2 separate regions of the Homo sapiens genome follow, and region 2 is linked to region 1. A link is an interaction called in ENCODE POLR2A ChIA-PET data of the cell type or tissue named here. Cell type or tissue: OCI-LY7. All regions are shown on one strand. Region 1 has its middle 23 kb from the start of CDV3. Region 2 overlaps BFSP2 (beaded filament structural protein 2).

What was found. ChIA-PET counts read pairs that join two places held together with the same protein. Peaks named below come from ENCODE experiments on the same cell type or tissue, not always from the same donor. Only the 100,000 strongest peaks of a DNase experiment are listed, where the experiment ranks them.
Region 2: POLR2A ChIA-PET joins it to region 1 with 10 read pairs; 4 of 35 experiments call an interaction of 5 or more read pairs at or near these places.

Annotation. Positions count from the first base shown.
Region 1 is chr3:133,548,489-133,553,488 of GRCh38, forward strand. No RefSeq gene overlaps it. Among named protein-coding and RNA genes, the nearest start is that of CDV3, 23 kb to the right of the region's middle. RefSeq lists an enhancer at 3,149-3,648. In OCI-LY7, no CTCF peak of the experiment used is centred here; a DNase peak (open chromatin) is centred at 1,893; H3K4me3 peaks cover 513 bases; H3K27ac peaks cover 662 bases.
Region 2 is chr3:133,432,437-133,437,436 of GRCh38, forward strand. All of the region lies in intron 1 of BFSP2 (beaded filament structural protein 2), which reads left to right. BFSP2-AS1 (BFSP2 antisense RNA 1) reads right to left here. Exons shown (of 4, transcript NR_189064.1): 3 at 4,962-5,000. Among named protein-coding and RNA genes, the nearest start is that of BFSP2, 35 kb to the left of the region's middle. In OCI-LY7, no CTCF peak of the experiment used is centred here; no DNase peak of the experiment used is centred here.

The sequences.
Region 1 (5,000 bases):
CTCTAACATGTCTTCTTTCCGAACTTGGCCTTGGAACTCTTCCATATCCTTTAAAATCCATATGAAGGCCTTGCAGAATCTCCCAAATAAAGTTTTACGAACTTTCTTTCCTTCGATGCTCCAAAACAACCTTTTTTTTAAATTTTTTTATTTTTTACTCAGGCTGGTCTTGAACTCCTGGCCTCAAGTGACCCTCCCACCTTGGCCTCCCAAAGTGCTGGGATTACAGGTATGAGCCACCCCATTCCCAGCCCAACTTGTTATTCTTTGAAGTACTCACTCTGGATTTTCATAACTTCACATATTTGCACATTATGTTTTTTCTTCCTGGAATTGACTTCCCTCTTTCTCTGCCTGTTGAAGTCCTAATTGTTTTATACTCATTCATAAGCCACTCCCTCTGGGCTTCCTTCCCCATTTACCTGAGCAGAATGGGTTGATTCTTCTTCTGTGAGATGCATTTGTAGAAACATATTTAGTATGTAAATATATATACCATCTATTTGCATTATACACACACACACACACACACACACACACACACACACAACATAATAACATATATAGCTTTTGGAGACAGAAAGCCCTGGATTCAATCCCAGCTCCACCATTTGCAAGCTGCTTGATTTCAAGCAAATAAATTATCTAAATCACGTCTGCTTCATCTATAAAAATGGCAGTGACAATGATAAAACCTACACCAAAGAGTCATAGTGAATATCAGTTGCCACACAGCTAACCTCTCAGTAAAGTTTCACTAGTGCTTTTATCCCTGTATTAGCACTAGTTTCTTTGAATAATTATTTGGGGGAATGTGTCTTCCCTATCAGACTGTGGGCTTCAGTGTGGGGACTGTGTCTTATTCATCTTTCTAGGGCTTAATAAATATGTATTGAATGAACCAATTCACTATTATGTATACATTGGTTTCATGACCTCTACTTGAGGGTTAGCTCCTTGAGTTGTCAACTGGGCCTTTCTTTTTATGATGTAAGCTCCATGATCCTCCAGGGCCTACCACAGTGACTTTAATAGGCCCTTAATGTGTAAATACTTAGCGAACGATTGAATGGACTTCCCAGAGTCCAGCTTTCAAAGACCACTGATGAACAAGAATCTGTGTTAGTAACTGCTATGTGCCAGGAACCGTACACATATCATTTCCTTTAAAGAGGACATATCATTTCCTTTGAAGTCAGACCAGGAGCAGTTGTTCATGCTGGTAATCCCAGCACTTTGGGAGGCCGAGGTGGGAGGACTGCTTGAGCCCTAGAGGTCAAGGATGCAGTGAGCTGTGATTGCGCCACTGCACTCCAGCGTAGGTGACAAAACAAGACCCTGTCTCAAAAAATAAATAAATAAATAAATAGATTTCTGTATTAATCTTTACCAACACTTAATCCTCACCAACATGCTGTAGGGTTAATATACTGTTTTAGAGGAGGAAACAGAGACTTAGAAAGGCTAAGTAAACTTGTAAGACTTCAGAATCCCATTTCAGTAACACCACTCTTCTTAGCCAGAAGTTTTTTGTCAATGTCCAGTAAATAGAACAACACTTCTCAACTGTCTCTGTTCTAACCTGGAGCAATGGTTGCTAAAAATAAGGCCCTGCCCCTCACTCCCAGCCCACCACTCTTCTGTTAAGGACTTTTAAATACTTTCTTTTTCTCCTTGTCTTTCCCTTCCTCCACTTTTCTAAAGGAATGGAAAAATCTTCCTTGTGAAGAGGCTTGGAATAAGAGAGCTATGATCATGTTCTCAGGGCCCAGTGCAAAATGTAAATGCAGGGCACCTTGTTCAAAAAAAAAAATTTTTTTTTTTTTTGAGATGGAGTTTCACTCTGTCGCCCAGGCTGGAGTGCAGTGGTGCAATACCAGCTCACTGCAAGCTCCGCCTCCCGGGTTCACGCTAATTCTCCTGCCTCAGCCTTCCCAGTAGCTGGGACCACAGGCACCTGCCACCACGCCCGGCTAATTTTTTTTTTTTTTTGTATTTTTAGTAGAGACGGGGTTTCACCGTGTGTTAGCCAGGATGGTCTCTATCTCCCAACCCCGTGATCCGCCCACCTTGGCCTCCCAAAGTGCTGGGATTACAAGTGTGAGCCACTGCGCCCAGCCCCCTTGTTAAAAAATTATCAAGAATTTAAAGATGGCTGACAACAGAGCATTTAATTGAGTGTCCAAGAGCAATCCTGCCATTTCTGAGAGCAGAGTCCTGGGCAACTGCACAAGGCTGCAGGCCTCTAGAGGCATGCCATGCCCCTAGACCTCAACTGTTTTTCCATCAAAAATCAGTATCACCAGCTTTTGTCCTGCCCAACTTTCCAAACTTGGCTGCCATTAATTTCTCACATCCCTGCATGCACTAGCCACTCCCCTTAAGTAGAGGTGAAGAGAATTCCTCTTCTTCTTCTCCCATAACATGTTTTAAATTTAAAAAAAAGAAATTTAACCAGGAGTGGTGGCTCACACGTATAATCCCAGCGTTTTAGGAGGCTTGAGGCAGGAGGATCACTTGAGCCTAGGAGTCCAAGACCAGCCTGGGCAACGTAGCAAGACTTCATCTCTACAAAAAATAAAATTAGTAGGGCATGGTGGCACGCACCTGTAATCCCAGCTACTCAGGAGACTGAGGCAGGAAAATCACTTGAGCCCAGGAGTTCGAGGCTGCAGTGAGCTGTGATCCCACCACTGCACTCCAGCCTGGCTGACAGAGTGGGACCCCATCTCAAAAAAAAAAAAAAAATTAAGCTGGTGATAGTAAAGCCATGTTATGAGCTTTAAGGACATTGAAGTCATTAAGATTCCTGGAAATGGCTACAAAAAATTTTTAAAAAACAAAAACCAGAGGAGCCAAGATGGCCGAACAGGAACAGCTCCGTTCTACACCTCCCAGCGTGAGCAATGCAGAAGACGGGTGATTTCTGCATTTCCATCTGAGGTACCAGGTTCATCTCACTAGCGAATGCCAGACAGTGGGCACAGGACAGTGGGTGCAGCACACCTTGCGCCAGCCGAAGCAAGGCGAGGCATTGCCTCACTCAGGAAGCGCAAGGGAGTTCCCTTTCCTGGTCAAGGAAAGGGGTGACAGATGGCACCTGGAAAATTGGGCCACTCCCACCCAAATACTGCGCTTTTCCGACAGGCTTAGGAAACGGCGCACCAGGAGATTATATCCCGCACCTGGCTCGGAGGGTCCTACGCCCACGGAGTCTCGCTGATTGCTAGCACAGCAGTCTGAGATCAAACTGCAAGGCAGCAGCGAGGCTGGGGGAGGGGCACCCGCCATTGCCCAGGCTCGCTTAGGTAAACAAAGCAGCTGGGAAGCTCGAACTGGGTGGAGCCCACCACAGTTCAAAGAGGCCTGCCTGCCTCTGTAGGCTCCACCTCTGGGGGCAGGGCACAGACAAACAAAAAGACAGCAGTAACCTCTGCAGACTTAAATGTCCCTGTCTGACAGCTTTGAGGAGAGCAGTGGTTCTCCCAGCACGCAGCTGGAGATCTGAGAACGGGCAGACTGCCTCCTCAAGTGGGTCCCTGACCCCTGACCCCCGAGCAGCCTAACTGGGAGGCACCCCCAGCAGGGGCAGACTGACACCTCACACGGCCGGGTACTCCTCTGAGACAAAACTTCCATAGGAACGATCAGACAGCAGCATTCGTGGATCGCGAAAATCTGCAGTTCTGCAGACACTGCTGCTGATACCCAGGCAAACAGGGTCTGGAGTGGACCTCTAGCAAACTCCAACAGACCTGCAGCTGAGGGTCCCATCTGTTAGAAGGAAAACTAACAAACAGAAAGGCCATCCACACCAAAAACCCATCTGTACATCACCATCATCAAAGACCAAAAGTAGATAAAACCACAAAGATGGGGAAAAAACAGAGCAGAAAAACTGGAAACTCTAAAAAGCAGAGCGCCTCTCCTCCTCCAAAGGAACACAGTTCCTCACCAGCAATGGAACAAAGCTGGATGGAGAATGACTTTGACGAGTTGAGAGAAGAAGGCTTCAGACGATCAAACTACTCCAAGCTGCAGGAGGAAATTCAAACCAAAGGCAAAGAAGTTGAAAACTTTGAAAAAACTTTAGACGAATGTATAACTAGAATAACCAATACAGAGAAGTGCTTAAAGGAGCTGAGGGAGCTGAAAGCCAAGGCTCGAGAACTACGTGAAGAATGCAGAAGCCTCAGGAGCCGATGCGATCAACTAGAAGAAAGGGTATCAGTGATGGAAGATGAAATGAATGAAATGAAGAGAGAAGGGAAGTGTAGAGAAAAAAGAATAAAAAGAAACGAACAAAGCCTCCAAGAAATATGGGACTATGTGAAAAGACCAAATCTGCGTCTGATTGGTGTACCTGAAAGTGACGGGGAGAATGAAACCAAGTTGGAAAACACTCTGCAGGATATTATCCAGGAGAACTTCCCCAATCTAGCAAGGCAGGCCAACATTCAGATTCAGGAAATACAGAGAATGCCACAAAGATACTCCTCGAGAAGAACAACTCCAAGACACATAATTGTCAGATTCACCAAAGTTGAATTGAAGGAAAAAATGTTAAGGGCAGCCAGAGAGAAAGGTCGGGTTACTCACAAAGGGAAGCCCATCAGACTAACAGCGGATCTCTCGGCAGAAACCCTACAATTCAGAAGAGAGTGGGGGCCAATATTCAACATTCTTAAAGAAAAGAATTTTCAACCCAGAATCTCATATCCAGCCAAACTAAGCTTCATAAGTGAAGGAGAAATAAAATACTTTACAGACAAACAAATGCTGAGAGATTTTGTCACCACCAGGCCTGCCCTAAAAGAGTTCCTGAAGGAAGCACTAAACATGGAAAGGCACAACCAGTACCAGCCACTGCAAAATCATGCCAAAATGTAAAGACCATCGAGACTAGGAAGAAACTGCATCAACTAACGAGCAAAATAACCAGCTAACATCATAATGACAGGATCAAACTCACACATAACAATATTAACTTTAAATGTAAA
Region 2 (5,000 bases), 120 kb before region 1:
CTGACACCCATCAGTCCCAGCAGCTTACCTGGGCTGTGCTGCCACAAGGTTTCAGGGACAGCTCTCATTACTTCAGCCAAGCTCTTTCTCATGATTTACTTTCTTTCCACCCCTCTGCTTCTCACCTTATTCAATATATTGATGATCTTCTTCTTTGTAGCCCCTCCTTTGAATCTTCTCAACAAGACACACCTCTGCTCCTTCAGCATTTATTCTCCAAAGGATATCGAGTATCCCCCTCCAAAGCTCAAATTTCTTCTCCATCGGTTACCTACCTCGGCATAATTCTTCATAAAAACACACGTGCTCTCCCTGCCGATCGTGTCCGACTAATCTCTCAAACCCCAGCACCTTCTACAAAACAACAACTCCTTTCCTTCCTAGGCATGGTTAGCGCGGTCAGAATTCTTACACAAGAGCCAGGACCACATCCTGCAGCCTTTCTGTCCAAACAACTTGACCTTACTGTTTTAGCCTAGCCCTCATGTCCGCGTGCAGCGGCTGCCGCTGCTTTAATACTTTTAGAGGCCCTCAAAATCACAAACTATGCTCAACTCACTCTCTACATTTCTCATAACTTCCAAAATCGATTTTCTTCCTCATACCTGACACATATACTTTCTGCTCCCCGGCACCTTCAGCTGTACTCACTCTTTGTTAAGTCCCACAATTACTATTGTTCCTGGCCAGGACTTCAATCTGGCCTCCCACATTATTCCTGATACCACACCTGACCCCCATGACTGTATCTCTCTGATCCACCTGACATTCATCCCATTTCCCCATATTTGCTTCTTTCCTGTTCCTCACCCTGATCACACTTAGTTTTTTGATGGCAGTTCCACCAGGCCTAATCGCCACACACCAGCAAAGGCAGGCTATGCTATAGTACAAGCCACTAGCCTGCCTCTTAAGAACCTCTCATTTCCTTTCCATTGTGGAAATCTATCCTCAAGGAAATAACTTCTCAGTGTTCCATCTGCTGTTCTACTACTCATCAGGGATTATTCAGGCCCCCTCCCTTTCCTACACATCAAGCTCGAGGATTTGCCCCCACCCAGGACTGGCAAATTAGCTTTACTCAAAGCCCCGAGTCAGATAACTAAACTACCTCTTAGTCTAGGTAGACACTTTCACTGGATAGGTAGAGTCCTTTCCTACAGGGTCTGAGAAGGCCACCGCAGTCATTTCTTCCCTTCTGTCAGACATAATTCCTCAGTTTAGCCTTCCCACCTCTATACATTCTGATAACAGACCAGCCTTTATTAGTCAAATCAGCCAAGCATTTTTTCAGGCTCTTAGTATTCAGTGACAGACTAGCGGTCTATTAAAAACACACCTCACCAAGCTCAGCCAGCAACTTAAAAAGGACTGAACAATACTTTTACCACTTTCGCTTCTCAGAATTCAGGCCTGTCCTCGGAATGCTACAAGGTACAGCCCATTTAAGCTCCCGTATAGACGCTCCTTTTTATTAGGCCCCAGTCTCTTTCCAGACACCAGACCAACTTAGACTGTGCCCCAAAAAACTTGTCATCCCTATCTTCTGTCTAATCATACTCCTATTCACCGTTCTCAACTACTCATACATGCCCTGCTCTTGTTTACACTGCCAGTTTACACTGTTTCTCCAAGCCATCACAGCTGATATCTCTTGGTGCTATTCCCAAACCGCCACTCTAAACTCTTGAAGTAAATAAATAATTTTTGCTGGCAGGACTATGCTGAATCTCCTTAGGCACTCACTAATCAGATGTCCTAGGTCCTGCCAATTCTTAGACCTTTTATACCTGTTTTTCTCCTTCTCTTATTCCATTTAGTTTTTCAATTCATACAAAACCGTATCCAGGCCATCACCAATAATTCTACACGACAAATGTTTCTTCTAACATCCCCACAATATCACCCCTTACCACAAAAATCTTCCTTCAGCTTAATCTCTCCCACTCTAGGTTCCCACGCAGCCCCTAATCCCGCTCGAAGCAGCCCTGAGAAACATCGCCCATTCTCTCTCTCCATACCACCCCCCAAAAATTTTCGCCGCCCCAACACTTCAACACCATTTTATTTTTCTTATTAATATAAGAAGGCAGGAATGTCAGGCCTCTGAGCCCAAGCCAAGCCATCGCAACCCCTGTGACTTGCATGTATATGCCCAGATGGCCTGAAGTAACTGAAGAATCACAAAAGAAGTGAATATGCCCTGCCCCACCTTAACTGATGATATTCCACCACAAAACAAGTGTAAATGGCCGGTCCTTGCCTTAAGTGATGACATTACCTTGTGAAAGTCCTTTTCCTGGCTCATCCTGGCTCAAAAAGCTACCCCACTGAGCACCTTGTGACCCCCACTCCTGCCCACCAGAGAACAAACCCCCTTTGACTGTAATTTTCCTTTACCTGCCCAAATCTTATAAAACGGCCCCACCCCTATCTCCCTTCGCTGACTCTTTTCGGACTCAGCCCACCTGCACCCAGGTGAAATAAACAGCTCCATCAAGTTCAAGACACTTTTGTAAGCAATGATAGCAGCCATTTAGTTCATCCCTAAAGAACTGAGGGCCTTGGGAATTTAGCAATGTTAGTGCAGTCTTTTCACATTATTAACTGAAGAAAAATGAGTGCCCTTTAAAGATTTTTTAAGATTAGGAAACAAAAAGAAGCCAGAAGGAGCCAAATCAGGACTGTAAGGTGGACGCCTAATGATTTTCTACTGAAACTCTTGCAAAATTGCCATTATTCAATAAGAGGAATGGGCAGAAGCATTTGTCATGATGGAGGACTCTCTAGTGAAGCTTTCTCAGGTGTTTTTCTGCTAATGCTTTAGCTAACTCTCAAAACACTCTTATAATAAGCAGATGTTGTCATTTTTTGCCCTCCAGAAAGTCAACAAGCAAAATGCCCTGAGCATCACAAACTGTTGCCATGACCTTTGCTCTTGACCTGTCTCTCTTTGCTATGACCGGACCCCTTCCATCATTTGCTAGCCATTTCTTTGATTGTGCTTTGTCTTCAGGATTGTACTGGTAAAGCTATGTTTCATCTCTTGTTACAATTCCTTGAAGAAATGCTTCAGAATCTTGGTCTCACATGTTTAAAATTTCCATTGAAAACTCTGCTCTTGTCTGCGGCTGAGCTGGGCAAAACAGTGTTGGCACCCATTAAGTGGAAAGTTCGCTTAACTTTAATTTTTCGGTCAGAATTGTGTAAGCTGAACCAATGGATATGTTTATGGTGTCAGCTATTCTTTCTGCGATCAATAATTGGTCCTCTTCAATTAGGGCATGTACAAGATGAATTTTTCCCTTGCAAATTGTCTGCTGCTATGGCCTTCGTCTTCAACATCATTTTATTCTTTCTTAAATGAATTATCCATTTGTAAACTGCTGATTTCTTTAGGGCATTGTCCCCATAAACTTTTCATAAAGCTCCCATGATTTCATTATTTTTCTACTCAAGCTTCACCACAAATTTGATGTTTTCTCTTGCTTTAATTTTTTCTGAATTCATGTTGCTATGATAGGGGCTCTTTCCAAACTGATGTCTTATACTTCTTAGTGCCTCTTATATCTGATTCTGAACTATTCTGTTCAGATATAAGAACTTAGTATGAGTTTATTTTGGTGCAAAAAAATTTGAAATTTAGGCTGGGCACGATGGCTTATGTCTGTAATCTCAGCACTTTTGGAGGCCGAGGCAGGTGGATCACTTGAGGCCATTGCTACTAAAAATACAAAAAATTAGCTGAGTGCAGTGTCGTGTGCCTGTAGTCCCAGCTACTGGGTAGACTGAGGCACAAGAATACCTTGAACCCAGGAGGTGGAGCTTGCAGTGAGCCAAGTTCTCTTTGCTGCACTCCAGCCAGGGTGACAGAGAGAGACTCTGTCTCAAAAAAAAAAAAAAAAAAAAATCTATGTATTGTTTTTTCATAATACACATTTTTTTCCATGAATTTATTGAAGGTTCCTTGTCTATATGATAGGTTATGACTTTTTCTGTTGATAGGCATAGGTTGCTTCCAATTTTTCTATCACAAACAAGAGAGAGCATAAGCTCTCTCTAGTGAGGAACTGCCATGGCATAATACATAACAAGTGCTTAAAAAGCATTTGGGTTTGACTTGTTTGGCTTACTATGCACCTGGTACTGTCAAGACAAAGCAGCTCAATTTTATTTTTTATTATTATACTTTAAGTTCTAGGGTACCTGTGCACAACGTGCAGGTTTGTTACATATGTACACATGTGCCATGTTGGTGTGCTGCACCCATTAACTTGTCATTTACATTAGGTATATCTCCTAATGCTATCCCTCCCCGCTTCCCCCACCCCACTACAGGCCCTGGTGTGTGATGTTCCCCATCCTGTGTCCAAGTGTCCTCATTGTTCAGTTACCACCTATGAGTGAGAACATGTGGTGTTTGGTTTTCTGTCCTTGCAATAGTTTGCTGAGAATGATGGTTTCCAGTTTCATCCATGTCCCTACAAAGGACATGAACTCATCCTTTTTTATGGCTGCATAGTATTCCATAGTGTATATGTGCCACATTTTCTTAATCCAGTCTATCATTGTTGGACATTTGGGTTGGTTCCAAGTCTTTGCTATTGTGAATAGTGCCACAATAAACATACGTGTGCATGTGTCTTTATAGCAGCATGATTTATAATCCTTTGGGTATATATCCAGTAATGGGATGGCTGGGTCAAATGGTATTTCTAGTTCTAGATCCTTGAGGAATTGCCACACTGTCTTCCACAATGGTTGAACTAGGCAAAGCAGCTCAATTTTATAAGAAAAGGAACTGAGGGCTGGGCACAGTGGTTCACACCTGTAATCCCAGCACTTTGGGAGGCCAAGGAGGCAGATCACCTGAGGTTGGAAGTTCGAGACCAGCCTGACCGACATGGAGAAACCCTGTCTCTACTAAAAATACAAAATTAGCCGGGCATGGTGGCACATACCTGTAATCCCAGCTACCCAGGAGGCTGAGGCAGGAGAAT